7 separate regions of the Mus musculus genome follow, and regions 2, 3, 4, 5, 6 and 7 are each linked to region 1. A link is a loop called in an ENCODE intact Hi-C map of the cell type or tissue named here. Cell type or tissue: gastrocnemius. All regions are shown on one strand. Region 1 holds the start of Tmem95 (transmembrane protein 95). Region 2 holds the start of Senp3 (SUMO/sentrin specific peptidase 3). Region 3 overlaps Polr2a (polymerase (RNA) II (DNA directed) polypeptide A). Region 4 overlaps Sox15 (SRY (sex determining region Y)-box 15). Region 5 has its middle 29 kb from the start of Polr2a. Region 6 overlaps Gm39566 (predicted gene, 39566). Region 7 holds the start of Tmem102 (transmembrane protein 102).

Region 1 (4,000 bases):
GAGCTGCCCCCTTCCACCCCACAAGACTCACGAATGGTCCAGAAGGTCTACGCGGGGGCTTATCCTGGGAAAGCATCGTGGATTCTCTAGCCTGTTTTTGCTTGAGGATGGGTCCTCTGTATTCAGAAGTGTGGCAAAGTAAGATAGCACCTCTTTGCCCAGGCTAAACCTAGCAGAGCTCTGGCGGGTTGAGCACTAGGTGGGAGGACTTTGACTTATCAAATGTAACCTGCTCCCTAGACTGTGGTTTCCTTTACTGGAGCTGACATCTTATCCTACAGTAACCATTAAGAGGCCAGGACTCTCTGGGAGGTTTCTTTACTATGTTCCAAGCCACCTATTGTGGGACACTCCATCCTAGGGTGACATAGGGAGCAAGGAGAACCTCCATCAACACGGGGGCTAGAGCTCCCTTCTGGAATTCCAGAGGATCCTGTATGGAAGTGGGGCTGGACCATGGTGTCCAGAGGCCTCTTTCATGTGTGTGCGCCTGCCAGTCAATAGATCTGATGCTGCCTGGCTCCCTGCTGTCTTGGTTCCCATCAGTGTTGCTGACTCCTGTGCTTGTGTATTGGTCCTTCTGTGATCTTGGCCTGTCCAGGCCTGTTTGGGGTTGCTTAGAAACTCTCCAGGCTCAGGTACTTCTGTGGTATGTGTAAAAGCAGATTCAGATTTAGTTTAATCATAGGGTGTGTGTGTATGTGTGTGTGTGTGTGTGTGTGTGTTTGCATGTGTGTTTATGCCTGCGCTGCCACGTAGGCAGGAGGGCCTTGTTTGAGTTTGAGTCACACTAGGCCCTTCCTATGAGAGGTAAAAGCCTCTGGGCTTAGCTGGGCCTCTGAGACCTCTGGGAGCTCTTGGTTGCTGAGACAACCATGAGCCTGTTGCTAGGAAATAGCTGGGTAAGGAAGGCCTAAGGCTGTCCTGGGCAGCCAGGAGCTAGAGTTGGGAGAGTCGGGGAGGGTGTGGGAAGGATAGCATTTCTGGGTTCCTGGGCGGATGGGATACACACATAAACATGGTCATCATTGGGTGGAGTCATTCATCTATCACTGTGACTTACAAGAAGAAAAATAAATTGCTTTCAGAACCATGACGTGTAAAGGCCACTATCCCCTTGCAACAGAAACCCTGATTTATCCGTCCTAGAGATACGTTTTAGCCTCCAGTTCTTGGGGGCCCAGGGGTGGCTCTACCGGAGCCGAGGGGTAAGACAATGGCATTGTTCTGGATCAGTCTAGAACCTCCGACATGAAGGGTCAGAATCTGGATCTCAGAGAATTCTGACTCTTCCCTGGTCTGAGGGGGTCCAACTCCTTCCATACCCCAGCAGGCTTCATGTGGGTGCTGGCTCTGGGTGGGGCTTTCTTGGCCGTGGCCAAGGCTTGTATCTTCTGTCGTCTCCAAGATCATGCCTTGGCAAACCGCCTGGCTCAGCTCAATAACCAGACGAAGCCGAAGTGGAAATGGAAGGAATGGGCTTCCCCAGATTTCTCGGCCTTTGCCTTAGGTAATATCAGATATGCAAGGTTAGCTCAGCAATAGTCACCACTGGATCCTAAGGGGGCTGGCGCCCGAGCTCCTAGCTGTGCATCTCAGCCATTGCTTCAGTCCATAGCCCTTTCTGGACACACTAGCCTCTCTCTCTCTTTGGAAGAACTCTGTGCCCTAGGAAATAGGAAAACAAAAAAACAAAAGACAACACAAAACCCCCCAAAACTCTAGAGCCTACTCTAGCTCCTTCTTGTCCATCTCCACAGATGAGGTCTCAATGAAGCAAGTCACAGAGAAAACTCACCGAGTCCTGAGAGTCATAGGTGAGGTCTGGAGAAAACGGACACTTTGAGACTTAGGAAGACCCAAGACGAGACGGGATATGGGGGGAGGGGAGGTGAAGAGAGGGACCGATCTGGGAGGGGGCCTGGAAGGCAGCTCCGATGAGGTCTAGGGCAATATAGCTGTGCTGTGCCTCTCCAGAGAAAAAAGGATCCACCTCCTTGATTCCATTATACTGGCAATGGCTTCAGAAGACCAGGATCCCCCAGTACACCAGGGAAGGTATTGATGGGGAGGGTACCAAGGAGACGCCTAGGATTTGTAGCCCCGTGGGGCATGACTGAACAAGTCAGCCACTGCTCCTTGCTTTTCATTGCAGCTCTTTGTGCTCCTGTCTGCCGTGAGTAAAAGAAAAGGCCGTGGAGCCCCCTGGGGAGCGAAGAGAGTAGGGCGACGGCCTGAGGAGCTTGGGCGGCTGGGAGGAAGGGGTTGGAGGCGGTGGCTTCGCTTGCCAGCGCTGCTCCTATTGTCTCCTGCAGGGGGCAGCACCATCCTGTACAACTGCTCCACCTGCGAGGGCAAGGAGGAGTCTTGTTGGCCCCAAAAGCACTGCTACCCAGGTTCTTTAATCCTCACCCTCCTAAGGCCCCCTAGGTTCCCTGGTGTGATCCACAGGATCATCCACGGTCTCCTGGGTTCCTTGCAGACAGTCACGATCTGTGGGACGCTAGGATTCTGCTCCTATGTATCTTCGGAATTGTCCTGCTTTCGGGTGTTGTGAGCCTCCAAGTGGAGTGAGTTGTGGGGATCTTCCCAACCCCCTTCCCTGATTCTCTTCAGGCCTCCCATCCTCTGTCTCCTTTCAGGTACCTGAACCTGCAAGCAAAAGACTTGTGAAGAGGAGGACAGCTTTTCCAGCCCCAGCTCTAAGAAATCTGTGCCCACAATTTCCACATCCCTTAGGGTGGGAACACTTTTTAGACCCAGCCCCAAAGCCTCAGTCTTTCAGACCCTAAACCTCAGACTTCTGCTATCAATATTCGTGTCAGATGGCCTCCAGGAACCCAAGCACCCACAGCTGGAAAGTCCCTCCCTTTCTGTGTTCCACCAATCAAACAGAGCAGCAGATGATGCCAGGAAATTATCTACAGAAGGAAAGAATCGCTTACCACCACCACTCCCACATCCCCTCTGTCCATTCCCGGAAAGCGGGGGACTGTTGGCCTGTAGATGTTGCTCTAGGCCCTCCAATGACTGATCCGGAATCCGGGAATGAGGGTTCTGGAAAACTCTCTCCCTCTGGGGTGAGACCACATCAGTCAACCCGCTGGCATACAGTCCCTCCATTGTATTAATATTGTGCAGCCTGGACCTCCCCCTCCTTCTGGGCCTGTGTAAATCTGCTGTGTGATGCTTTCCATTCCTGTCTGACTCCATCTGCAACTTGGGCAGGCAGATGGGATGGGAATTCTTAGGAATTCTTGTTAGAGGTGCCCCCCCCCCAATAGATATTTAGCAATGTCTGGAGTCAGTTTTGTTTTAATTGGAGGAATGTGTGGCTGGCGCTAGTGGGTGGAGACCAAGGCAGCTTGCTAGACATCCTGGGACACACAGGAAAATCCTGTCCTAATGTCAACAATTTATGGTGGAGGAATTCTGGTGGTACCGGTCTTCTCTGTATTGGGGGCTTGGGGTTTGGATGACAGGAGATGGAAAATGAAGACATAAGTTCTCGTGGGAGCACTGGGAGCTTTTCATATGGGATCCCAGCCTCCATCTACTTTTCAAACTGGGTGTCCGGAGGGCACACTTGGAGTGGCTTGGACAGCCTCTAAACAGCCTGCTTGTGTCCCCCCCCCCCCCCGGGTGAGTAAAATCGTCCCATGTGAAGCCTTGGTTAGTATGATGCATCCACAACCTGGTTAGAACCACTGGGGTCAACATGCCTTTCCTCTTTAACTTTTGAGATAGGGTTCCTTTGTGAGTCAGGGTTTCTCTGTGTAACAGTCTTGGCTGTCCTGGAACTCACTTCGTAGACCAAGTTGGCCTCAAACTCACAGAGATATCTGCCTGCCTCTGCCTCTAGAGGTGCTGGGATTAAAATTGGGGGCCAGCTCCAAATTTTGTTTTTGAATGTTGTTTAGTGTGTGTGTGTAAGCTTCTGTAGACCACAGCATATGTGTGGGGATCAGAGAACAATGTGCAGAAATCACGTCTCTCTACC
Region 2 (4,000 bases), 190 kb after region 1:
AGGTGAGGGTGGACTCCAGGGCAGGTCAACACTGCTGTTTCCTCCTTCTTTCCTTAGAGAAGCACTCAGTCCTGCATCTTGTTCCAGTTAACATTACCTCCAAGGGTAAGCACTATTTTAAATAACGGCACTGTGGGAGGGGCACCAACCAGGAACTGTGGGGCTGGGGCCAAGAGAACCCTAGAACTGAAAAGGGAGAGAGCTCATGTACTGAGGGTAAGGAAATGCTGACCTGCACACTCCTCACCTCTAGCAGACTCTGACGTGACAGAGGTGATGTGGCAACCAGTACTTAGGCGTGGGAGAGGCCTGGAGGCCCAGGGAGACATTGTACGAGTCTGGGACACTGGAATTTATCTGCTCTATAGTCAGGTAATCCCAGATAAGCCCTGAGCCTGCCGTGTGGACATGGAGACTGGCTTGTCACTCTTCTTTCTATGTACCCTGTCTGTAAGGAGGGTTTTCCTGATCCCTCTGCTCATACTAAACTTAGAAAACCCCCTCCTTATTGCCTGGCTCCACTGCCAGTGCTCCTGAGGCCTCCAGGGACTGAATGGTGCCATCCCGGTTTTCTTCAGCGTCTCCCTTCTCTGACAGGTCCTGTTTCATGATGTGACTTTCACAATGGGTCAGGTGGTATCTCGGGAAGGACAAGGGAGAAGAGAAACTCTATTCCGATGTATCAGAAGTATGCCTTCTGATCCTGACCGTGCCTACAATAGCTGCTACAGTGCAGGTGAGAACTGTGGGCTCCGTGGAGTGTTGATATGAGGTAGCAGAGCTGACTTGGAGTGGGGAGTTAGACCAGAGAGTTGGGAACGGGGGTGGAGAGGCAAATCTGAAGACTCAAGAACAAGATGCCAAAGTCCTTGCAGGGAGAAAAGGCACCCGCCTATGAACAACTAGGTTCGTGCCTATAATCCCACATATGAAGCCCATGTGATAGGTTAGCCTAAAGTTCAAGGTCAGCCTAGGCTACAGAGTGAGACTGCCTTCAAAATTCAACAAAGCCAGTGAGACCGCTCACTTAGGAAAGTAACTTGCTCCATCCCTTACATCTCACCTCCTGGGTTTGATTCCGAGAACCCACAGAGCAAAAGGAAGGAACCAACTCTCAAGCTGTCTTCTGATCTCCACACATGCACATGTTCCCCAACAAAAAACTGAAAACATAAAATCAAAATGGAGGAGGGGCTGGAGCAGGCAGAACGAAGCGTCTGAAATGTTTTTTTCCCCCACCCTCAGGTGTCTTTCATTTACATCAAGGGGATATTATCACTGTCAAAATTCCACGGGCAAACGCAAAACTTAGCCTTTCTCCGCATGGAACATTCCTGGGGTTTGTGAAACTATGATTGTTATAAAGGGGGTGGGGATTTCCCATTCCAAAAACTGGCTAGACAAAGGACAAGGAACGGTCAAGAACAGCTCTCCATGGCTTTGCCTTGACTGTTGTTCCTCCCTTTGCCTTTCCCGCTCCCACTATCTGGGCTTTGACTCCATGGATATTAAAAAAGTAGAATATTTTGTGTTTATCTCCCACACAGCCCCAAATTCTTTTGTTGTGTGTGCGAAGGGGGTTTTGCGCACTGTGCCAAGCCTTGTCCACTGGAATGCATCCAGAACAGCAGCACCATCTAGCGGCAGGTTGAGGAAAGACTATGGTCTCTGCTAGGGAAAACCTTATCCAACTCTTCAAGTACCCTCTGCTTCAATTAACAAGAAGCCCGGCTTTCAGTATTTCACCTATTGCGTCCAAATTCTTGTTACTATCTAGAAAAAGATATATGTTAGGTGCCTCGATATGCATGCCATTCATCCTCCCCATTCTCCTATACACTTCCGAGCTGGGCACTGAGCTTTACGCCTTAAATCACAGTACTCGGGAGGCAGATCTCGATGAGTTCGAGGCCAACTTGGTCTAAATAGTGAGTTCCAGGCCACCCAGGGGTTACAATGGTGAGACCCTGTCTCAAACAAACTAACAAACAAATAAACGAAAGGCTCTCCACGATCAGACTGGTATCCGGGAAGTTTGTATGTACTGGACGCCCTGGCACACCGGTCGTGTCTCACTATTTAATCACGCCCTGCTTAAAGTTTTTGTTTTTTTTTCTTTTTTCGTTTTTTGAGACAGGGTTTCTCTGTGTAGCCTTGGCTGTCCTGGAACTCACTCTGTAGACCAGGCTGGCCTCGAACTCAGAAATCCGCCTGCCTCTGCCTCCCAAGTGCTGGGACTAAAGGCGTGCGCCACCACGCCCAGCTGTTTTTTGTTTGTTTGTTTGTTTTTAAAAACAAAGCCCTCAAAACCCAATGTTCGGCCTCCGTTTTCCTAAGCGCCTAGCTTTGGTCCAATCCTTGCGGGGCCCCTGACATTCTGGCCATGCACTGGGAAGCCCACTAGATCACCCAAAGCTCAGGCCACGGAAGAGCAGGGAGTACCGTGTGGCTGCGACGTAGAGCGTGAGGCTAGGCGCGACACGCAGGCGTAAAAGAGCGAGCCGTGGGACTGCCACACGCGGCAAGCCAGGCGACTGTGCGCAGGCTCGGCTCCGCGTAGAGCTCGAGGGCGGGACCGTCCGGTGGCCTAGACGCGCTGAGGTAGGCGGGACTGAGCACGAGCCGGCGCTGCTCGCCGGGTGTGACGCACTAATTGCGCGCCGCCATCGGCGGTGGGCCTGGGGCTCGCGGGAGGGGAAGGAGGAGGAGGGGTGGCGGCGGTGCTGGAGGTGGAGGTGGAGGTGGAGGCTAGAGCCGCGCTAGAGGCGGCCGCAGTGGGGCGGCACGAGCATTGGCTTCGTGAATTGAGACGGCTCCGCCTGAGGATAGCAGGAGTGGCGGGGTCGCCGCCGTCCGAAAGATGAGCCGGAAAGCCTAAGTCGGAGACAGCCGCCTTGGGGCCCGTGTGCCCGGCTTCCCCGCTCCTGGTGAGGACGCCCCTTCCCCTCCCCCCGCCCTTGTGGCCTCTTCCATTTCTGGTCTTCGCTCGCACCTAACTGGGCCCAGGAAGCCCTTTAAAGGACTTAAGACTGTTGTGTGCCGAGTCGCCCGAGCTTTCAAACTATACTGGGGCCGGGAAGCGATCAGGTCTCCTGGGAGAAGACTGGAGAGGGGCCGGTCTGCCTGGCCCCCACGGCTCCGTTCTGTCCCATCTCCTTAATTCGGTCGCTAAGCACCGATTCGGTTCGCTTGCAGTTTTCTTCAACGTTTCCTCTCATCACTCCATTTCCTGAGCCATTGCCCTCGCACCACCCTCCCCCATACCTGAGACGTGTGTGTTCCCCCCCTACCCCCATATCATTCCAGGGCGAAAGGGAACTTCCCACAGGGGACCAAAGTTTTCCTGGTGAAAGTTGTCTTCCCAGGTACCTGTGTCTGGGTTCCTGTGCTGAGCCATCTCTCTTAGCAAAACAGCCTTCAGACTTGTCCCAAGGACATCCATAGTAGCATTAAAGCTGAGCCTGGAAATACTGGGTTTCACCCAAAGAGCTTAAAAATAAAATATCTAAGGCCTACCAGTCAGTCATTTTCTTTTGTCTTCTCTACCTGGACAAGGGACGAAATGATGGCAGAGTCAGTTCCTTCTGGACGAGGTTGGCTGGGAAGAGCTGAAGTTATGAGTTTTTAGATTTGTCTTTAGCTGTATCTGAGATTAGAGGGACAATGCTGAAGAACAGTTCCGATCTTGGAGAAAGGAGTAGGGTGTCCTCAGTTGGATAATCAAACTTTTGTTTTACAGGGTACTGAAAGATGAAAGAGACTATACAGGGGACCGGGTCTTGGGGGCCTGAGCCTCCGGGACCCGGCACCACTTACTCAAATCCCAGGCGAGAGCGTCTTCGTTGGCCCCTACCCCCTAAGCCCCGGCTCAAGTCCGGTGGTGGTTTTGGGCCAGATCCTGGGTCTGGGACCACAGTGCCAACTAGACGCCTCCCTGCCCCCCGGCCATCTTTTGATGCCTCAGCTAGTGAAGAAGAGGAAGAGGAAGAGGAGGAAGATG
Region 3 (4,000 bases), 120 kb after region 1:
TTCTGATGATCCTACAGTAAGCTAAGCATTGTACTAAAAGAGTAAGGCAGACATGGGCCACTTTTATCAGAGGCTCTAGAACAGAACTAAAATAAGTATATTGGGAAACAAATTTGTACTGTGATGGACAGGGTTTGATTTTTCAGGGTTTTGTTCTGTTTTGCTTTTGAAGCAGGGTCTCTGTATGTAGCACTGGCTATCCTGGAGCTCATAGCCCAGGCTGAATTTTGCTGGGACTGAAAGTCAGCCTTGTGCATGCTAGGCAAGTGCTCTTGACCACTTGGCTACATGTATTTGAAGCTCTTGGTATTTTGAAGCAGAATCTTGCTGTTCAGTTCAGGCTGCCCTGCAAATGGTGATTCTTCTGCCTTACCTTTCTGAGTGCTGAGAGCATAAGCCCATCTCACCTGGCGTGGTTAGACTTTTTTTTCCTTTAACAAATTAAAAATAAAAGGGGGTGGGGTGGGGCTGGAGAGATGGCTCAGTGGTTAAGAGCACTAACTGCTCTTCCAGAGGTCCTGAGTACACACACATGGTAGCTCACAACCATCTGTAATAGAAATTGATGCCCCTTTCTGGTGTGTCTGAAGACAACAGCAGTGTACTCATAAAATAAATCTTTTATTTTTTTAAAGGTTTCCTAATAACAAGTTAAAAAGAGTTTCTTAATCTGGTAGCAAAAATAATGAGAAGATGAGTGACCTCATGCATTATTGATAGAAGAATAAGTTGGTTAGCTTTTTGGAGATCATTCAGTCTTTAATATATGTATCTCTTGACCCAGCATCAAACCAAGAATTTATTTAATTTTTAAATTGAGACAGGGTTTCTTTGTATAGTTCTGGAACTTGCTCTGTAGACCAGGCTAGCCTCAACCTCACAGAGACCTGCATCCCAAGTGCTGCCACCACCACCTGGCCAGGCCAGCCTTTACCTTTACGATGGTACCTACCCACTGACCTCTGTTCTGAGTAGCCCTGCCTCAGTCTTCCAGTAGTTGTAGAGATGTTTTCATCATGGTCCTTCCCTTCATGGCATCCTCTCAGGAGGATCCAGACTCCTTGAAATTCTGCCCCTGCTTGCCTCTCCATCTTATTACCAGTCTCCTGGTAAATTAAAAAAATATTTTTAGATTAATTTATTTTATGAGTATTATTAATGTTTTGCCAGCATGCATGTATGTACACCACATGTGTCCCTGGTGCCTGAGAGTCAGAAGAGGGCATTGGGTCCCCTTAAACTGGAATTCTTGAAGGTAGTGAGCCACCATGTGGGTGATGGGAATAAAACCTAGGTCCTCTGCAAGAGCAACAAGTGCTTTTAACCACTCTGCCATTTCTCTAGCCCTTCTTGGTTTCCTTTTGCAACTCTGACCTGCTTAGCTTTTAACACTGCAAGTTTATTCTTGCTTCAGGGGCTATTTAATCAGTCTCTGCTGCTTAGAATAACACTGCCCAGACCTTATTGCCTGCTCTTCATGTCAGTGTGTTCTGTATTTAGATGTCTACTCTGACCATTTAAATAGCATCCTTCGTTCTGTAACCCCCTACCCTTTGTTTTACTTCAATAGCCTGCCACTGTTGGAGGATTAATTTTCTTAACTTTCTGTTAGCATTCCAAGTAGATCCTGGTGCTGATTTGCATGTAATTAAAATGATTTGGGTAAATACGTTTTAAGATTGTTTGAAAATGACAATTGAAAGTCACCTAAATATTTACTAATAGGAACCCTTTTTGAATACCGTAGGTCCTATCTTTAGAATAGAACAAAACTGCCCTATAGTCTAGATCCAATGTTCCCAAACTGCTGTCACATTTGAAAGCACTGTAGCAAAATCACAGGGGCACAGGGTATTCTGTACTCTAGAAGTATAGGTGCTCTGTACTCTACTAGTTGCACATGGTTCAGTTCCAACATTAGATGGCGCTGGATCCCATTGAATGACATCATATGTTTGAGAAGCTGAATTGTTTTTTGTTTGGTTTGGCTTGCTTTTTTTTGTAGGGTTTTTGTTTTGTTTTTGTTTTTTGATATGTGTGGAAAAGGGTGGAGGTGCTCTTAGAGATCAGGGGATTTTTTGTTTTGTTTTGGTTTTGGTTTTGGTTTTTTTCGAGACAGAGTTTCTCTGTGTAGCCCTGGCTGTCCTGGAACTCACTTTATAGACCAGGCTGGCCTCGAACTCAGAAATCCACCTGCCTCTGCCTCCCAAGTGCTGGGATTAAAGGCGTGCGCCACCCCGCCCGACTGTTTTTTGTCTTTTTGAGATCAGGGGATCTTATCCCCTGGAGCTGTATTCAGGTTGTTTACAAAAAATTAAAAAATAAAAAAAATTTGATGTGTGTTTTTGTGTGCATATGTGCATGGCATATGTATGTGGGGGAGTCTGAAGAGGTGTTGGAGACCTGACACAGTTGCTGAAAACTCCCCTCCAATTATCTGCAAGAACAATATGTGGGTGTTTTGTCCTTGTTTGGTTGGGGGGGGTGGTAGTTTGGTTTTTTTGTTGTTTTGTTTTGTTGAGATAAGGGTTCTCTGTATGGCCCTGGCTACTGTGGAACTTGCTTTGTAGAGCAGGCTGGCCTTTCACGAAGAGATTCAGAGATGTACCTGCTGAGCTTAAAGGAGTTTGCCATCACACCCAGCTCTGTGATATGTTCTTTTTTTTTTTTTTAATATTTATTTATTATTATACATAAGTACACTATAGCTGTCTTCAGACACACCAGAAGAGGGTGTCAGATTTCATTATAGGTAGTTGTGAGCCACCATGTGGTTTCTGGGATTTGAACTCAGGACCTCTGGAAGAGCAGTCAGTGCTCTTACCCGCTGAGCCATCTCACCAGCCCCTGTGATATGTTCTTAAGCACTGAGTCAGCTCTCTAGCTTTTTTGTCTTTTGAGACAGTGTTTAGATCTGAGTTCTGGGGTTATAGGCAAATGCTACTGTGCCTGGATCACAAAGCTGCAATTTTAGCAATTGCTAAGGACTAGTAGATTTGGAGCATGAAATGGGGTGCTGTTAGCTAAGGATTGAGAGGTCAGACAGCATTTAACAGTTTTAAGTAAGAAATTTTATTATTTCATTGTTTATTTAAACAAGATGTCCATTGTAGGCTCAGGCTGGCCTCGCACCCTAAAACCTCCTCCTGGGTGACAGGTACATGTCACCATACCTGGCTTTATTTTAACAAATTAAAATATTCTTCAGCTCATGTGTTTGTTTTTGCTTTTTGTTGTTGTTTTTTTGTTTTTTTTTTCAAATGGCTACTGGTTGCTAAGACATAAATATTTTTAAGTTTGGGTTTTCTTGCTTAATGAATCTTTTTTGAAGGTATTGTGAACAGATAAGAGAAAAAGTTACTTAACAATATGCAAAATGAGGTGGATTTTTTTGAGACTTGGTCTCACTATATAGTTCTGGCTAATCTAGAACACGTTACATAACCCAGGCTTGCCTCAAACTTGAGCTCTTTCTGCCTGGTGCTAGGATAACAAGCATGGGCCCTTATGCCTGCCTTTTACCCCTTTTTAAAAGATACAGCACTTAGGGCTGGGGAGCTGTGCAAGCATAAGACCTGAGTTTCAGTTCCTAATAGCCATGTAAGAAATCAGGTGTAGAGGTGTGCTCCCATAATCCCAGCAGTGAGGAAAGGAGGAGCTCTGGGGCTTGCTGGCTTGTTAGGATAGCCACATTGGTGGGCTCCGAGTTCAGTGTGAGAGCCTGTTTTTAAGGGAATTACATGGTTTTAGTTTGGGTAGGAAGATGGGTAATAAGGGGCTTTCTGTGAGGTATTCTTAAAGTTTTGGGGTAGAAATTGAATTACAGAGGGCTCTTTGAATTGGTAAAATGTCTGCTGCTAGGACTAGAGAGATGGCTCAGTGGTTAATTTACTGGCCTTGGAGAGGGCCTGAGCTTATTCTCAGAACCCACATGAGTGACTCACACTCACATGAAGGGGATCTGATGCCTCTGACTCCAAGGGCACCTGCACTCATAGAC
Region 4 (4,000 bases), 220 kb after region 1:
TGCCTCTGCCTCCCGAGTGCGTCACCACGCCCGGCCTTAGTGCATTTTTGTTAGTACAGTTTATTAGGGGGGCCATGCATGGAAGTTCTGGAGTTGTTTCTGTCCGTCTACCACGTGGCTCCTGGGTTAATGAGGGATAAAAGTTAGCTTTTTAGTTACACAGGCATTGCTTAAGAATTCCCTGACCCTACTCTCCTCAGGAACTGGATGGCCTACTTCAAATGCTCCTCCTTCCAAAGACAAGTGCCCACACCATACATTTCAGAACCTTCTGGTTATCCTGGTCCTTCTGAAGGGGACAACCCTACTCTTTGCAGCCCTCAAAACTATTTTAGACGTGTATTTATAGGGAATGGAAGGGGGACAGGAAGGAAGAAGCTGTTGTGACAGCACACCCAGTCTGAATAGAAGATGTCTGTAGCAAGGATGTTTGCCCTGTCATCCCTACCACCCCCAGAGACTTACTGGTGTGGTAGGTGTGGTGGTCACGGGTGAGGGAGAGGGCAACAGCTCCTAGGAGCACTTCAAACCCTCACCTGGGCGCCAGAGGCCTCTCTGCTGACTGCTCTCTCTTCTCAGTTCCCTGCCTCAAGATTCTCCTCAGCAAAGGCCTCGGGCTGGGCATCGTGGCTGGGTCACTTCTCGGTACGTACAGCTCCTTCCTGCTGTTGGAGTAAAGGGAAGGGAGGTGAGAGGCTGAGGATGCCAAGGCTGGGGATAGAGTGCCCTTTCCTCAGCCCTGCTGCTTTGTCCACAGTCAAGCTGCCCCAGGTATTTAAACTCTTGGGAGCCAAGAGTGCAGAAGGACTGAGTCTCCAGTCAGTAATGCTGGAGCTAGTGGCACTGACCGGAACCGTGGTCTACAGCATCACCAACAACTTCCCCTTCAGGTGAGTGAGGGTCCACTCTTCACGCCCAAAGCCAAATCCCCAAGATTCTCTTTGGGTTTTTCAAGACAGGGTTTCTCTGTGTGGCCCTGGCCGTCCTGGAACTCACTCTGTAGACCAGGCTGGCCTCAAACTCAGAAATCCGCCTGCCTCTGCCTCCCAACTGCTGGGATTAAAGGCATGTGCCACCACCGCCCAGCCCCACAATTCTTTTCTTTTCAGTTTGTTTATTTGAGGTGGGAGGGGTCACGGAACAACTTGTAGGAGTTGGTTCTCTCCTTGCAGTGTGTGGATCCTGGGGCTGGAACGTAGGCAATCAGACTCAGAGGCAAACATCCTTACTTGCTGAGCTATTCTGGCCCCAGCACCTGCAGTTCTAATAAGTAAATATGGGGATGGAGCGAGCCTTCCCTGCGTGAGCCAGGCATGGTGGGAGTGGCAGACTGAAAAGCACAGGCTCATCCCAGAGCTGAGCCGGACGGGGCATGGAGGCTTCCCCTGCCTTTTTCCAGGCCTGCCTTTTTCCTCCCACCCCTTGACTCTGCAGCTCTTGGGGTGAAGCGCTGTTCCTGACACTCCAGACCGTTGCCATCTGCTTCCTGGTCATGCACTACAGAGGAGAGACCGTGAAAGGTGCCGGGGACTGGCTGGAGAGCAGGCATTGTGTATGGGAACTTTGGTGGGGACTCAGGCTCAAGAGGACTCCTTGTCTCCCTGACCCCCAGGAGTCGCTTTCCTTGCCTGCTATGCCATGGTCCTGCTGGCGCTGCTCTCCCCGCTCACGCCTCTGGCTGTAGTCACTCTGCTCCAGGCCTCCAATGTACCTGCCGTGGTGGTGGGGAAGGTGGGTACTCTGGGGAAGTAGGAAGCAAAGGGACGTGAGAGTGTGTGTGTGTGTGTGTGTGTACGCGCGCGAGCTAGTGTAAGGCAGAGGAGGACCTCCAACTATGGAGTGCTAGTGTGCAGGGCGTGAGGAATAGTGACGGGTCACGGAGAAGGGTCAGATGAGAGAACCAAAAGTATCAATGTCTCCTCTAGTTGCTTCAGGCAGCCACTAACTACCGCAACGGACACACAGGCCAGCTTTCAGCCATTACAGTGTTTATGCTGTTTGGGGGCTCCTTGGCCCGAATCTTCACTTCTGTTCAGGTGAGTGCACCTTCTGCCCACTAGAGGGCACTAAAACCTCATTCTCTGCTGAGTCTTGGAACTTTTCTAGATCTGTGCTCTCTCATAACAGGAAACTGGAGACCCCCTCATGGCTGGAGTCTTTGTGGTCTCTTCTCTCTGCAATGGCCTCATTGCTGCCCAGGTCCTCTTCTACTGGAACGCAAAGGCTCCCCACAAACAGAAAAAGGAGCAATAGAGCTGAGCTCGCTTCTAGAACAATTCCATTTCCACTCATCCTCAGAGTCCTCCCCACATGACTTGATCTGCGGGTGCAGTGTAAGCACCCTCCATTCCTCTAACTGCAGCCTCCTGAGCCAGGGTTGTGGGAGCAGTAAAGCTTGTGTAGGCCCTGCCTTCACTCACTCACTTCCCCAGATCCCTCCTTGTGAGCAGCTGGTTTACTGGAGCAGATGCTCTGGCCCTGTCCACTTACCTTCCTTTTGGACCAAGGACAGAGCCTAGAAAACTGTGGTTGGAAGCTAGTGGCTGCTTCCCTGTGCTGCCCGGGTGGGATGGTCTATTGGAGCCCAGTTCTGGGGGTGAGGGAGAGTGACTCAGATAAGGGCCCTGGGGTTGGGTGGGGAGGTTCCTGCCGAGGCAGGTCCTGGCGGAAGGGTGTGTGAAGGCGCTGGTTGCTGCTGTAGGGAGAGAATACAAATGGGACAATAAAAGACTCCGAAACATGGTTTTAATTGTACAAAATTGTGTTTAGTGTGCATTCTGGTTCCTTGGAGATCTGTAGGGGTCTGTGGGGTTGGCCCTGGGCGTCCCTGCCAGTTAAAGGTGGGTTACTGGCATGGGGGCTCCAGCAAGGGAAGTATTATATGGAGTGGAAGAGTCTGGGGATAGGTAAGGGGAGAAAGAGGGTCTTAGCTCCCCCTGGAGCCTGGGATCACTCTGAGGGAAGGTGCATGGTAAGGGGGCCTCCGGTCTGCAGTGGGAAGAGCTGTAAAAAGAAACATGGGGTCTGGAGGTTAGTCTTCTTGAATCGATTGGGCAGTGTCCTCAACTCTTCGTGGGGGACTGGTCTGACCAGTTTGCAGCAGACAGGGTTAGAGCTTGCCATTCAGCCAGCCTTGCTGGGTACAGCAGGCATGGAATGGGACCCTAGGGTGACTTAAAGAACAAGGTAGTTCTGTTGGGGCATGCTCAGCAGGCGGCTTGCGTGCTGCACGGCTGTTTGCCTCCTGGGGCAGCAGGCCAGGAAGGAGCAACAGGATGGGCTTGGTCTCTCCTTGCCCCCAGGGCTGGGAGAGGAAGATGGGTCACACAAGGGCCAGCCACAAGGAGAAACTGCCATCCAAAAGGCAGAGGTAGGACACATTAGTTGAGATGGAACAGCCACTATCCTGAACTCTGGGCCCTCAGCCTGGTGTAGCTTCTGCTTGGGTGGATTTGGGTTTAACTTGGCACTCTGGCCTCTGTTCCCACCCAGCTCTCAAGGAAGGGGGTCGTGTGGGAAGCATGGAACAGACAGATGGACACAATTAGGCACTCACGTGTAACTGCCAGGCAGGTAGGCTGTCGAATAGTTGGGGGGCTGGTACCCAAAGCCTCTGCTCCCTTGGGTAGTTGTGTACCCTGGCCCCCAGTGTGAGCCACCACATGCCAGGCCACCTCCTTCTTGGCTAAAGGGGACAGACCCGGTGCTCGAGTTTTTGCTCTTACGCCGGGGTCGGTACTTGTAGTCGGGATAGTCGCGGAGGTGGCGGGCACGAAGACGCTTAGCCTCCTCCACGAAGGGTCGCTTCTCTTCATCGCCCAGCAGCTTCCACTGAGCGCCCAAGCGCTTGGAGATCTCAGAGTTGTGCATCTTGGGGTTCTGCTGCGCCATCTGGCGGCGCTGAACAGAGCTCCACACCATGAAGGCGTTCATGGGCCGCTTCACCTTCTCCAGCGGAAGTCCCCCAGACGCTCCAGGGCTCCCGCCGGCCTCCTGCTCC
Region 5 (4,000 bases), 150 kb after region 1:
AGTTTTATGAAGCCAGCCATAGTGGTTTCAGTCTGTAATTCCAGCATGTCGGTGGCCAAGCACCAGGACTGCTACTAGTTGGAGCCCAGCTTGGACTACATCCTGAAAGTGAGAAAACTGAGCTACAGAGTGAGACTCCCAGGAGATACAGATACAGGATTCTATGAAACTTTGAGGTCAGCTATGTTGCCGACATTGGCCTCATGCTTGGAATCTTCTTGCATGACACCCTCAAGCATTAGAATCATGAGTGTCAGCATGCCAAACTTTCATTACTGATTATAGACTTTAATGACTGAGCCATTTCTCCAGCCCCTTATTAGTTTTATTATATTTTATTTGGTTTTGGGATGTGTGCGTGTATGTGCATGTGTGTGCACGCACACATGTAATAGTGCCAATGGAGTTCAAAAGACAACTTGTGAGAGTTGGTTCTCTCCCAGGGGTCAAACTCAGGCTTCAGCCTCTGTAGCAGATGCCTTGAGCCACTGAGCCATCTTGCTGCCTGCCCATTTTAAAAATAATTAACTGCTGGGTATGGTGGTACAAAGCTTTAATCCTAGAACTCTGGACACAAAGCCAATCAGAACTCTATGTCTGAGACCAGCCTGATCTTCATAGCAAGTTCCACTCCAGTCAGAGCTATGTAGTGAGGCCCTGTCTAAATATAAATAAATAGCACAAGAGCTGCAGCCATAGCACCCAGCCAGAATAGCATGATCCAGAAGCCCCTCTTCCACAAGGATTGGCAGCAGTGAACGGGCACTCAGTTCAACCAACTGGCACACCAGATCCACAAACGCAAGGCCGGGAATCCAAAGTGTGCCACAATGCCCCCTCACCCAGTGTCAGGTCCCATCAGGCCCATAGTGAGGTGCCCTATGATGAGATACCACACCAAGGTCCAAGATGGCAGGGACTCCAGCCTGGAAGAACTCAGGGTGACTGGTATCCACGAGAAAGTGGGATGCAGCATCGTGGCACCTTCGTGGACCCAAGGAGAAGCAGGCCAGCATGCAGAGCAGCACCTCTCCAAGCTCATGCTTTCCCCCAGGAAACCCTCTGCTCCAAAGGGAGCTAGTTCCGCTGAAGAACTTATATTACCCACCGGCTTACAGGACCTGGGATGCCCATCTGGAATGTCTACAAAAAGGGAAAAGCCAGAGCCGCCCCAGAAGAAGAGGAGTGGGAGACTTTGACCAGTCTTAGGGTCCGGGCCAGTGCCCGGCTCCTTGCCACCCAAATACAAAGGGCAAAGAAAGCTGGAGAACAAGATGCCAAAAAGTAGTGAGCCATTAGAGTATTGCAATAAAATTCCCATAAGGCAAATAAATAAACAAACAGATAAATACATGAAATAGATGGTTGACTGTTACTACGACATGGCTGAACTTTAATTATTTTGTTCTTAGAAGCATTGCTTCCCTCTTTCCTACCACTATGAAAAGTTTTTTTTTTTTTTCATTTAATAGTTTCATTAATTTGGGCATGTTATTTAGCTCCAAATGTTTAAATTGAATATTTAAGGAAATTAAATGGAAAAACGGCCTGTGATATAGCTCAGCCAGTGAAGGTGCCTGCTGACCTGCTGACCTGATTTCCATCCCTGGGAGCCCACATGGTACAAGGGAGGACCAACTCCTATAAATTGTCTTGTCCTCTCTCTCTCTCTCTCTCTCTCTCTCTCTCTCTCATGTGTGTGTGTGTGTGATAAAGATGACTCTGTACTTAAGAGCACATGTGCTGCTCTTCCAGAAGACCTGAGTTCAGCTCCCAGCATCTGTGTCAGAAGTTCATAATCACTCTAGCTCCAGGCTGTCTGATGCCTCTAAAAAAATACCTGCATTCAAATGCACAAACCCACACTCAGGCACCCACATACACACAAATAAATATTTTTGATGCAGTAAAGGAGTTGTTAAGAGCACTTGCTGTTCTTGCAGAAGACTCAGGTTTGGTTCCTGGCACTCCCATGGTGGTTTCTTGTCCTTGACTCCAATTCAGGGGATATGGCGCCCTCTTCTGGCAACTGAACGTACCAAGAATGCACTCAGCGCACTTACATACTGGCAGAAAATATACTCATACACATAAAAACTCTAAATCTTGGGGCTAGAGAGATGGCTCAGTGGTTAGGAGCCCCTGGATCTGGCTGGTCTTATAGAGGATCCAGGGTTCAATTCCCAGCACCAAGTGGCAGCTGGCAACTGTAACTCCAGTTCCAGGAGATCTGACACCCTCATAGAAACACACACAGGAAAATGTGTATAAAAATATAATTTTAAGAGCCAGGAAGTGATGGCACACACCTTTAATTCCAGCACTTGGGAGGCAGAGGCAGGTGGATTTCTGAGTTTGAGGCCAACCTGGTCTATAGAGTGAGTTCCAGGACAGCCAGGGCTACACAGAGAGACTCTGTCTCAAAAAACCAAAAATAAATAAATAAAAATAAAATGTTAAAATAATAAAAAATTATTAATAATAATAACAACAACAAGAATAGATGAAGAACAACAACAACAACAACAATCATGGGCATTTATTTTTCTAGGGTAACTTTCCCAGGTGGAATTGAATTTTCTCATTGGAGATGGGTCTCAGAAGCAACGTTCCCAGTCCTGTGCTTAACTAACTATAATTTTGGAAGAAATTCAAAATCTGACCAAAACTACAAATAAAAGCTAAGTGTGGTGGTTCATGCCTCTGACCCCAGCTCTCAGGAGGCAGAGGCAGGCAGATCCCTGTAAGTTTGAGACCAGCCTGGTCATCCAGGGCTACACAGAAAAACCCTATCTTAAAAAACAAAATCAGGGGCTGGTGAGATGGCTCAGGGGTTAAGAGCGCCGACTGCTCTTCCTAAGGTCCTGAGTTCAAGTCCCAGCAACCACATGGTGGCTCACAACCATCGGTAATGAGATCTGACTCCCTCTTCTGGAGTGTCTGAAGACAGCTACAGTGTACTCACATATAATAAGTAAATAAATATTAAAAAAAAAAAAAAACCAAAATCAAAGTCTTTAAAGTTCGATAAAAAAAATTAAAGAAGAAAATAGTATTGTTTTGTGTCCCCCTAGATAGGCTGTGTTGCCCAATTCACGTGCTCCTGAGGGCCTGAGACATGCGCTCTTTTCCTTCAGCATAGGAAACTCCCTTTTCCATACTCCCTGCCCAGCAGTGTTGCTTGTGGTAGACGCTTGGTTTTTATCTGGAGTTCTCCATTCTCCCTTCAAAGGGATATCTCCCCCGACCTCAGCTTCTGCTACAGCAGGTTTACGGTTCTTGTAGTGTTCTCAGGGATTTCAAACTGAATCCTGGCCTTCGTGGTTTCCAGTGAGGTGTTCTTGGACGATTTATTTCTTCCTGTTTTCTCCTCTGGTGCTTTCAGGATTCTTTTTACCTTGGGTTTTTGACAGCTTGGTGTATAACTCAGATTCCTCCAGAGAAGCAGTAGCCGTCAGGGGCAACGAACACATAAAGAGCACACAGGATTATGAAGACCAAGAACTTCGTGGCATGTGGAATGTAACCTGGAAAACTAGAAAGCTCCTGGCATCACCCAGTCTGATGCCAAAAGCCTGAGAACCTGAACATGAGGCCTGGAGACACGAGAGCCTGGAGCCAAGGTCAAGAAGACGGGCTAGGTTCTCCCTGTTCTGTGTGAATCAAGCACTGGCAAAAGAGACTCCTCTCCACTTGGTCTATTGATCTTAATGTTGATTTCTTCTGGAGAGGCCCTCTAGGACCCCTTAAGGAATTACATTTTGCCAGCTCTTTGGACATCTTTAATATAGTCATGCATAATACACAAAATTAACCATCATGGTGTCTCAGGCATCATTCTCTTACTTTGTATAGTGTCCCCTAGGATCTCTGTGTTGTTTTGTAAACATTTAGCTTTTAACCTACTTAGCAAAACCAAATTACTAAATGCTTTGGGTTTCGATTTTGTTTTTTGAGATGAGACATCACCACACAGCCCTGGCTGTCCTGGGGCTACTTT
Region 6 (4,000 bases), 65 kb after region 1:
TCCTTCGCCAGGCCAGAGATTTCTTCCCAGATTCCAAAGATAAGCAAGCTGAACATGGCTCCATCCTCTTCACCGCAAGACAACAAGACTAAGGCACCAGTTGACAGTCCACCCCATGCTCCAGCCCAGGCTCTAACCTATACCTCAACCAACACCCATGAGCACCTCTCCACCCAGTCCCAGACTCAGACCTCAGAGCACTCTGAACTCAGGGCACAGGATGTTAAGCATACCTCAGCCCGTGCATCACCATCCCGTGCACCAGACTTTATCCCAGCCTTCAGTGAAGTCTCCAAACCAGCCAAGGCTCCATCCCCAACCTCACCCTGTCAGCCAGCCCCCAACCCACCCTATGCCCCCGTCAAGGCCACAACTCATAGTCAATCCCATGCCTTGGGTCAGGCCCAGCCCCACCTCCTGCCCTCTAGCTCACACCAGATTCCAGCCCCAACCCCAGCCCGGGATTTAGCCCACAACCCTAAGCAAAACTCAGCCTGTACATCACCTCAAACCCCACCCAAGTCTCCTACATATGCTCCCTTCCAATCCCAAGGCCATGATCCAGTCCCAATACCAGTACACACCTTGACCCACTCCCAAGCTGATGTCCCTAAAGAGACGGAGTCTCAAGTCTCAGCACATGCCCCATCCCATTCTCCGATTCATTTGTATGCCCATACCTCAGTGCCCAACCCAACCTCTGCCCCAGCTCCAACCTTTACTCCAGTCACTTGTGTTCTGACCCCTGTCCCAACCTGTGCCCCAGCCCCTGCCCTAGCACTGTCCATGACTACTACTCAAGCACCTGTTCAAGTTCCCACCACCACCTCTACCCCTACCCCATCTTCTGTTCCTTCAATAGTGGCTACTTTTGGTCCCAGCTTTTCTACTGGCCATATGGTCTATGATGCCCGAAGAGAGAAGCCAAGCACCTTCCCCAGGCATGGCTCCCAGGACTCGAGGTACATCCGGAAGGACTTGAACATCCTCTCCAGACCCCAAGAGATGATGGGCCTAGTAAATTCTGGTACAGCTGAGCAAACACCAAAGCAGCATGGTGGGGACACTGCTGAGCCTCCTTCAGGGCCTAGGCTGGGCTACCTGGAGTTGGGGAACATGGAATGGACGATCTCAGATCATGCCAAAGATAAGTTCTCCCAGCCCAAGACCTTCCCTTACAGCAGCGTTCATCCTTGCCGTTCTGAGAGGAAAACTGAGGAAGCCCAGGCTCCACTCTACCACCAGTTCCTGGTCTATGCCCAGGATGCCACACCCTCGAAACCCTGCCTTCACTCCCCCAGCACCACCCAGAGCACACTGACCACCGTCCCCGCTCCGTGCACTCTCTCTCTGCCCCTTGTTTCTCCCAGAACGTTTGCTGTGTCTCTGTCTAACCATCTGAAGCCTTCCAGTTTAACACAAGCCTCCTCCTTTCTCTCAACTCCCAGTTCTCCTCAAATGGCCTCCTCTTCCCACTTCTCTATCCCTCCTCAGTTCTCCACCACCGCTCAGTCCTTAATCCAACCTCCAAACCCCGAGAATCAAAACCTTAACCAAGGCCTTGACCATCAAAAGACTCCATCACTTGCCAAGGATTCCGGAGTTCTCAAGGACATCAGCTTTACACAAGACACAGGACTCCAGAAGAACCCAAGCCTTATCCCAAATCCACAGCTCCAGAAAAACCCAGGCCTTACCCAAGATCCAGGCTTCCACAAGAACCCAAGCCTTACCACAAATCCAGGATTCCAGAAGAACCCAGGCCTTTCCCAAGATTCAAGCCTTCACAAGAACCCCGGGCTTACCTTGACCCCAGGTGTCAACAAGAACTTGGGTTTCTACAAGTTTCCAAACCATACTCAAGATCTTTACCTCTGCACAAATCCAAACGGTTCTCAAGACTCTTGCCTTCAAAAGAATCTAGATCTCTCTCAAGACTCTGGCCTGAGGAGTCCAGCTGCCATCCAAGATGCTGGTGTTCTCAGGAGTCATTCAGCCTTAGATGCCATCCAACATCCCAGTCTCCACAAGAATGGGATATTTAATGAAACATCTGGCCAGAGTACTTTGAGCTTTATGCAAGACTCTCTGGTCTATAGGAATGCTCCATTAAACCAAGATCCTGTAATCAACAAAAATAAAGACCCCTCCCTAGGTACCACCTATGAGAGGCCAGACCCCTGTCGAGAGTCTGGAGGCAATAATGTTACAGGAAATGTACAATATCCAGGAGTCTGCAGGAATGTAGGCTTTACCCAAGACTCTAGACCACAGAAGAACCGGCACCATACCGAAGATTCTGAAGTTAACAAAATCTCGGGACTTACTCAGGAATCTAGTACCCATAAGAGCCTAGGTCTTGTCCAAACTTCTTGCCTCCATAAGAGCTCAGGTCTCACACAAGACTCAGGAGACTACAAGAATCTAGGCCTTATCCAAGATTCTCAAATCTGTAGAGTCCCAGATCTTATCCAAGACTCTGACTCCTACAAGAGCAGCAGCCTCATCAATGCCACTGAAACTGAAAAAAGATCGGACCTTAACCAAGATGTTAGCATTTACAGTTCAGAACATAGCCAAAGCTCTAACCTTCAGGAGTGCTCTGCCACAGAGCGCGATCCCTGTCCTCACCAGGACCCAGCACTTGGCCGGGGCTCTGGCTTCAAGCCTCCAGGCCTTACCCAGCAAGCTATTCCCTGCAAGGACTCGGCCCTTATCCTAGATGCTGGCCTTGCCAAAAGATTAAGTTATGTTCCAGGTACAGATTCTGCCCAAATCTCAGGCTCACTTCAGACAGTAATGCTAACACCTTCCCCAGTGAAATCCTTCGCGTGTAAGATGGCTTCTCATAAGGACAATACCAAGCAGCACTTACCCTGGACTTCTGTCCCCTTCAGTCAAAACTCCTGCCCTCCCAAGGCCCAAGTGATCTCCGAGGACATGAAAACTTTTTCAGAGGTGCCTGTACTGATTGAGCTACAGCAACCCTCCCGGCGGTTAGACAGACAAGACTGGGTATACCACCCTGTGGATACAGTTCCTCCGGCTTGCCAGAAGTATCGCCAAATGTCTATGCCTCCTAAAATCAACTGGAAGCCCCACTACCCGGGGCCAGGCCTCCGGACAGGTCATGTGGTCTTTGATTCCCGCCAGAAACCATTAGTGACTGGCAGAGAAAAGTGTGAAGCTCTCTGTTCCAGACGCTTCCGTCAAGAGGCACCCAGAAACTCAGAGACCCAGAAGGAGTGGGGATATCAAAATGTGATGAGGACCTTGAACACAGAGGGGACAAACTCGCGTCGAGAATAAAGAGGCAAGAGAAGCATTCTGTGGCTGGTTGAGGTCCTCCATCCCAGCACTACCATGGATAATGACCATGCCCATCTTAAACAGGCACAGAATTAACACGTTCCTATTACCCTTCACAGCTCCATAGCCAGGCTCAAGAGTTAATTTTCGGGGAAAAAGAAAAAAAGATACTAACCACTAGCCAAATGTGACTATTAGAATGTCAATTAAAATTTAAAATTCTCACCAAGTGTTGTGTTGCACACCTGAGCCCCAGCACTTGAGTGGAGGTAGGAGGATCAGGAGTTTAAAGGAATTCTCAGCTATGTTACGAATTCAAGATCAGCACGGCTATTTGAGATCCTGTCTCCCTTTTAAAAAAAAAACCAAAAATTATCCTCTTCAGGAGGAGGTAGAGTCAGGTGGATCTCTGTGAATTCAAACCCAGCCTAGCCTACAAAGTGAGTTTCAGGGCAGCCAGGGCTGTTACACAGAGAAAACTTGTCTCAAGAAAAAAAAATCCTGAAAAGATGGGAGAGATAGTTTATCTGGTAAGAGCTCCTTCTACTCTTCTAGAGAACCCAGGTTGGATTCCTGGCACTCACCAGGTGGCTCACAGCTGTCTGTAACTTCAGCCCCAGGGGACCTAATGCCATCATCTGGCCTATGTGAGCACTGCACACATGTGGTACACATCCAGGCAGGCAACCAC
Region 7 (4,000 bases), 73 kb after region 1:
CTTGTCTAAGAGGCCATGGAGCCTCAAAACTGGACCGAAGGAAATGTTCATTATTTACTGTTCGGATCCAACCGATTATTCTTCAATTCCAAGGAGTGTTTGTGTAGGACTGATTAGACAGAATAATATACTGTCTCCAGCTGGGTGTAGTGGCAGGAACCTGTAACTTCTCTCATCAAGGAAGCTGAAATAGGAAGCCTGCTGTGAGTTCAGGGTCAGCCTGGGCTACATGGTGACTCCAGGCCATCTTGGGCTACATAAGACTTTGTATAAAAGGTACCATATGTCTTTAATCTCAGAACTCAGGAGGCAGAGGCAGGATGAACTGTTTGAGATGCAGTCAGTCAGGTCTACATAGCAAGTTCCAAGCCATCCAGAGGTGCACAGTGAGACCCAGTCTCAAATAGCTAAATAAATTGAAGGGATAAAAAGGAAAACAAACAAACAAACTACAGCTTCCAGTAGGCACTACTTTGAAACAACGGAAAGGGTGTGTAGGCACCGCTGCACCTGTATCGTGGAACACAAACTACAACTCCCAGGGTAACAACATCTCAGCAGGGTGAGAGGCGTGACTGAACGAACTCTCACAGGAGGCGGAACCAGTCCGGAGCCACCCAGACAGCTTCCAGAAAGGGCGTGGACATGTGACCACCAGGAAGTTACCTGTAGAATCTTTTATGTTGCTTTCTGTCCACCACCTTTGAAGCTACCCCTTCATCGGAAAGCCGCGGACCAATAAGCCCTTCTCAAAAAGAGGTAAAGGGAGGTGGGCAAAGGCTCGTGGTAAAGATTGGCTATTGTATTCCCAGGAGGGACCAAATAGCCTTTTTTTTTTTTTTTAACCTGCTGAGTCAGGTGAACCGATTTACCGTGGGGCAACCTGCTTAGAAAAAACCGAAGGCAATAGTCATTTGTTCATCAGGAAGACTAAATACAGATCACATCATCTCCAAGACCCACTTGTGGCCTGTCTGTAACCCTTGATCTGCCTCAGAGGGAGGGGAAAACTGGACAAGTTTGGGGCCGCAAAAGAAAGGCCTGCCAAAGCTAACTGCACCAAACGCTAGCGAAGCATGGCTTCCACCGTCTGGGGGGGTGCCCCCTGGTGGGGACCACCGCCCCCAGCCCCAGCCCGGCCTCTCACAGACATAGATTTCTGCTCGGGCGCCCAGCTGCAGGAGCTCACTCAGTTAATTCAGGAGCTCCGTGTTCAGGAGAGTTGGAGTGAAGGGCCCAAGCCTGGAGCTGATCTTCTCCGAGCCAAGGATTTTGTCTTCGCTCTACTCGGTAAGTGTGGGAATTTGCAAACCCCAGCCTCGCCATTTCCTGCCCCGACTTTGAACCAGGATACCTTCACGACCCTTTCTCTTCTTTAGGTCTGGTTCACCGCCAAGACCCTCGTTTTCCACCCCAGGCAGAACTCTTGCTGCTTCGTGGTGGGATTCGCGAAGGTTCCCTAGATTTAGGGCACGCCCCCTTAGGTCCCTACTCCCGGGGACCTCATTATGATGCCGGCTTTACACTCCTTGTGCCTGTGTTTTCTCTGGATGGCACTGGGCCCGAGCTGCTACTGGATCTGGAATCCTGTTCTGCATGGCTCCGCCTTCCAGAACTGATGCGTGGAATTTTGGTCCGGGAGGCCTGGCAGGATTGCTTAGGACCTCCTGTCCCAGAAGAAAGTGATATGACTCACCAAACCCATAGCAAAGAGAGTCCCACCGACCGGGAAAACTCTGTAGATCCGTCACATGATTATGTCCCTGAACCTGAGCCACACATGTCTTTGCAAAAATCATCTAGTGACCTTTCAGAGTCCCAATCGTCTTATAAGGACATTACCAATCCTGAAACTCCTGAGCCATTGGAAACACTGAGCAGCGACGCCTTGGACGCCGACGAAAGCCAAGTCCCAAAGCCGTCGGAGGCTCCAAAGGCATGGCCCACATTATGCCCGACCCAAGTAACTTCCTGGTTCTTCGTTAAGTTGGCTGAGGTTGCTGAGTCCCTGATCCCGGTCCCAGGCGCCCCACGGCTAGTTCATGCAGCTCGTCACGCAGGTGTCACCACGGTCCTCCTGGCAACTCCAGAGCCCCCACGCCACCTCCTGCTCTTCGACTTGATCCCGGTGGTGACCGTGACAGGCTGGCCTGACACGGCTCGGAGCCACTCGTGGGCGGGTCCACTGGTCTCTGAATCGGCCTCTTTCTACCTAGTGCCGGGCAGCCTCCCAGAGCAGCCGAGCACCTCTGGATGGCAGCTGTGCTTCGCTCGCCAGGAGCTGGCGCTCAAAGAGCGCATCCCCACGCCGCTGCTTCAGGCACACGCGGCGGCCCAGGCGCTGCTGCGCCCGCTGGTGGCGGGGACCCGAGCCGCTGCGCCCTACCTCCTGCGGACCTTGCTCTACTGGGCGTGCGAGCGGCTCCCGGCGCTCTACTTGGCGCGGCCGGAAAATGCCGGCGCTTGTTGCCTTGGGCTACTGGATGAGCTGAGCCGAGTGCTAGAGGCCGGGGCGCTGCCTCATTATTTTTTGAGCGGCCGAAAGCTCCGTGTGGGAGACGGCTCCGCTGCTCTGCGCGGGGCATTGGCCCAGCTCCGCGGGGACCCTGCACAGGCCTTGCGTGAGGCTGTAGAGGAAGCCAAGGTTGCCCGCAAAGGGGGCGGTTTAGCGGGCGTAGGGGGCGGGACCCATTAAAGATTTTACTCCTAAGGGAATGGAAAGTGTTTCCTTTGGTGAGAGGGTCATGCAGGGGACTGCTGCTCCCTCCATACAGACAGTGTATGCTTGGGTCCAAAGTCCCTTTTCTAAAAGGTTTCCCCAGTATTCTACCCTGCCTGAGGCCCAAGTTCTCTAAATCTGGCTGGCGCCCCTTCTGTCCCGGTACTGCCTCCCGGAACCTCTCTCCCCTATTCTTTCAGAGTCTGACAGGGATAGTAGGAATGTATTTACTGACAAAATGCGGGAAGGAACTGGTTTTTGGAAACCTAGTTCTGATCAATTGGCTCATACCAAACCAGAGATATTAAGGCCGGATCACAGCCCAGACTGGATGGCACAGCTACCGGTTTCTCCACTTTCCCCCCAACTCTCCTCGTCCATTTCTGTCCTCACTTCCATCCCAGGCAGTAGAATCCCTTTTCATTTTCTCTCTGTCGGCTATTCCATCGACCCCCTGCCCCCAGCCCCGCCATATCAGGCTCCGTGTCTCCTCTCCTCTGAACCCCGAGATTTGCAGGCCTTGCCTCTACTCCGCCTGCCTCTGTGACAGTTCCCACTTAGAGCTTCCAAGGAACCCCAGGGTTCCGCCCGCCCAGCTTCTCCCAGCGTCTCCGCCCCCTGCCCCGCCCCCAGGCCGGCTCGCAGAGGAGGGGGAGCCTCTGTCGCCGCCGCCGCCTCAGCTTCCCACAGCCGCTGCCGCTGCCTCCGCCGCTCTGCCTGGTCCAACCTCCAGGCCCAGTGCTCTGACTTTGCCGAACCGAGGCGCTCTGCAGAGACATCCTTACTCCTTCCTGGGGGTCCGGGACGCTTAGGCCGACGTTGGGGGGAAACCTCCGCTTGCGGGTGACAGGGAGGGAGGAGCCTGGAGCTGGAGCTCGCGGCACCCGTCGCCCGGATCAACAGGACAGGACAGGTTGAGGGGCGTCGGGGAAAGGAAGGGGTGTTATAGCAGTCCCAGGGAGGACGAGAAAGCCCTGGCGCAGGAAGCTCTGATGCGCTGTGACTTATTAAGGGCCTGTTCACGTTTGAGGAGTGTTGACAACGTGGGTGCACTCCTCTCTTGGGGGCCTTGTTAGATTGGAGGGTGTGGGATCTAAGCAGTGCCAGTTGTTCCTCGGGAAATTTAAGGGGCAACTAGAAAACAGACAGAAACGGCGGATGCTCCTTTTTTCGGGGCGACAGAGGGTCCTGCAGACAACCACCTGGTGTCTGCACTAAGAAGGGTTGATTTGGAGGTGACTTCAAAAGGAGTGGAGGGTAGCAAGGTGAGGGAATGGTGTT

The links. A loop is a pair of places that touch in the nucleus more often than their neighbours do. Peaks named below come from ENCODE experiments on the same cell type or tissue, not always from the same donor. Only the 100,000 strongest peaks of a DNase experiment are listed, where the experiment ranks them.
Region 2: a loop joins it to region 1, with 2.6 times the contacts of the local background. A loop is called at or near these places in 17 of 42 quality-filtered maps.
Region 3: it touches region 1 in a loop (2.7-fold over the local background); 20 of 42 quality-filtered maps call a loop at or near these places.
Region 4: it touches region 1 in a loop (2.0-fold over the local background); 2 of 42 quality-filtered maps call a loop at or near these places.
Region 5: a loop joins it to region 1, with 5 times the contacts of the local background. A loop is called at or near these places in 16 of 42 quality-filtered maps.
Region 6: a loop joins it to region 1, with 2.4 times the contacts of the local background. A loop is called at or near these places in 32 of 42 quality-filtered maps.
Region 7: a loop joins it to region 1, with 4 times the contacts of the local background. A loop is called at or near these places in 32 of 42 quality-filtered maps.

The regions. Positions count from the first base shown.
Region 1 is chr11:69,875,357-69,879,356 of GRCm38, reverse strand. Tmem95 (transmembrane protein 95) reads left to right here and starts at 1,302. Exons shown (of 7, transcript NM_001195710.2): 1 at 1,302-1,510; 2 at 1,761-1,817; 3 at 1,978-2,058; 4 at 2,156-2,176; 5 at 2,316-2,396; 6 at 2,483-2,570; 7 at 2,643-3,303. The coding sequence starts at 1,339. The coding sequence ends at 2,673. Kctd11 (potassium channel tetramerisation domain containing 11) reads left to right here. Exons shown (of 1, transcript NM_153143.4): 1 at 1-1,093. In gastrocnemius, CTCF peaks have their summits at 2,305 (motif pointing right) and 2,956; DNase peaks (open chromatin) are centred at 1,407 and 2,304; H3K4me3 peaks cover 1,781 bases; H3K27ac peaks cover 3,805 bases.
Region 2 is chr11:69,680,590-69,684,589 of GRCm38, reverse strand. It overlaps Senp3 (SUMO/sentrin specific peptidase 3), which reads left to right and starts at 2,620. Exons shown (of 11, transcript NM_030702.4): 1 at 2,620-2,927; 2 at 3,740-4,000. The coding sequence starts at 3,751. Tnfsfm13 (tumor necrosis factor (ligand) superfamily, membrane-bound member 13) reads left to right here. Exons shown (of 13, transcript NM_001159503.2): 10 at 58-105; 11 at 257-372; 12 at 598-736; 13 at 1,246-2,013. The coding sequence ends at 1,355. Tnfsf13 (tumor necrosis factor (ligand) superfamily, member 13) reads left to right here. Exons shown (of 6, transcript NM_023517.2): 3 at 58-105; 4 at 254-372; 5 at 598-736; 6 at 1,246-2,013. The coding sequence ends at 1,355. Tnfsf13os (tumor necrosis factor (ligand) superfamily, member 13, opposite strand) reads right to left here and starts at 2,558. Exons shown (of 3, transcript NR_166809.1): 1 at 2,443-2,558; 2 at 1-186. In gastrocnemius, a CTCF peak has its summit at 1,638 (motif pointing left); DNase peaks (open chromatin) are centred at 1,624, 1,926, 2,605, 3,118 and 1 more place; H3K4me3 peaks cover 3,273 bases; H3K27ac peaks cover 3,641 bases.
Region 3 is chr11:69,752,831-69,756,830 of GRCm38, reverse strand. All of the region lies in intron 1 of Polr2a (polymerase (RNA) II (DNA directed) polypeptide A), which reads left to right. Among named protein-coding and RNA genes, the nearest start is that of Polr2a, 3.8 kb to the left of the region's middle. In gastrocnemius, a CTCF peak has its summit at 1,919; a DNase peak (open chromatin) is centred at 1,924; H3K4me3 peaks cover 665 bases; H3K27ac peaks cover 1,867 bases.
Region 4 is chr11:69,655,456-69,659,455 of GRCm38, reverse strand. Sox15 (SRY (sex determining region Y)-box 15) reads right to left here. Exons shown (of 2, transcript NM_009235.2): 1 at 3,557-4,000; 2 at 2,729-3,003. The coding sequence ends at 2,835. Mpdu1 (mannose-P-dolichol utilization defect 1) reads left to right here. Exons shown (of 7, transcript NM_011900.4): 2 at 580-645; 3 at 758-890; 4 at 1,435-1,520; 5 at 1,613-1,731; 6 at 1,926-2,036; 7 at 2,128-2,759. The coding sequence ends at 2,253. Among named protein-coding and RNA genes, the nearest start is that of Sox15, 2.4 kb to the right of the region's middle. In gastrocnemius, CTCF peaks have their summits at 2,046 (motif pointing right) and 3,890 (motif pointing left); DNase peaks (open chromatin) are centred at 2,051, 2,571, 3,214 and 3,879; H3K27ac peaks cover 989 bases.
Region 5 is chr11:69,727,283-69,731,282 of GRCm38, reverse strand. No RefSeq gene overlaps it. Among named protein-coding and RNA genes, the nearest start is that of Polr2a, 29 kb to the left of the region's middle. In gastrocnemius, a CTCF peak has its summit at 2,028 (motif pointing left); a DNase peak (open chromatin) is centred at 2,019.
Region 6 is chr11:69,810,426-69,814,425 of GRCm38, reverse strand. Gm39566 (predicted gene, 39566) reads left to right here. Exons shown (of 3, transcript NM_001378260.1): 3 at 1-3,534. The coding sequence ends at 3,309. Among named protein-coding and RNA genes, the nearest start is that of Gm39566, 2.9 kb to the left of the region's middle. In gastrocnemius, no CTCF peak of the experiment used is centred here; no DNase peak of the experiment used is centred here.
Region 7 is chr11:69,802,310-69,806,309 of GRCm38, reverse strand. It overlaps Tmem102 (transmembrane protein 102), which reads left to right and starts at 686. Exons shown (of 2, transcript NM_001033433.4): 1 at 686-1,290; 2 at 1,380-2,715. The coding sequence starts at 1,077. The coding sequence ends at 2,695. G630025P09Rik (RIKEN cDNA G630025P09 gene) reads right to left here and starts at 2,641. Exons shown (of 1, transcript NR_027913.1): 1 at 272-2,641. It also overlaps a transcript of Fgf11 not described here. In gastrocnemius, a CTCF peak has its summit at 2,349; DNase peaks (open chromatin) are centred at 1,146, 1,492, 2,370 and 3,341; H3K4me3 peaks cover 3,290 bases; H3K27ac peaks cover 2,244 bases.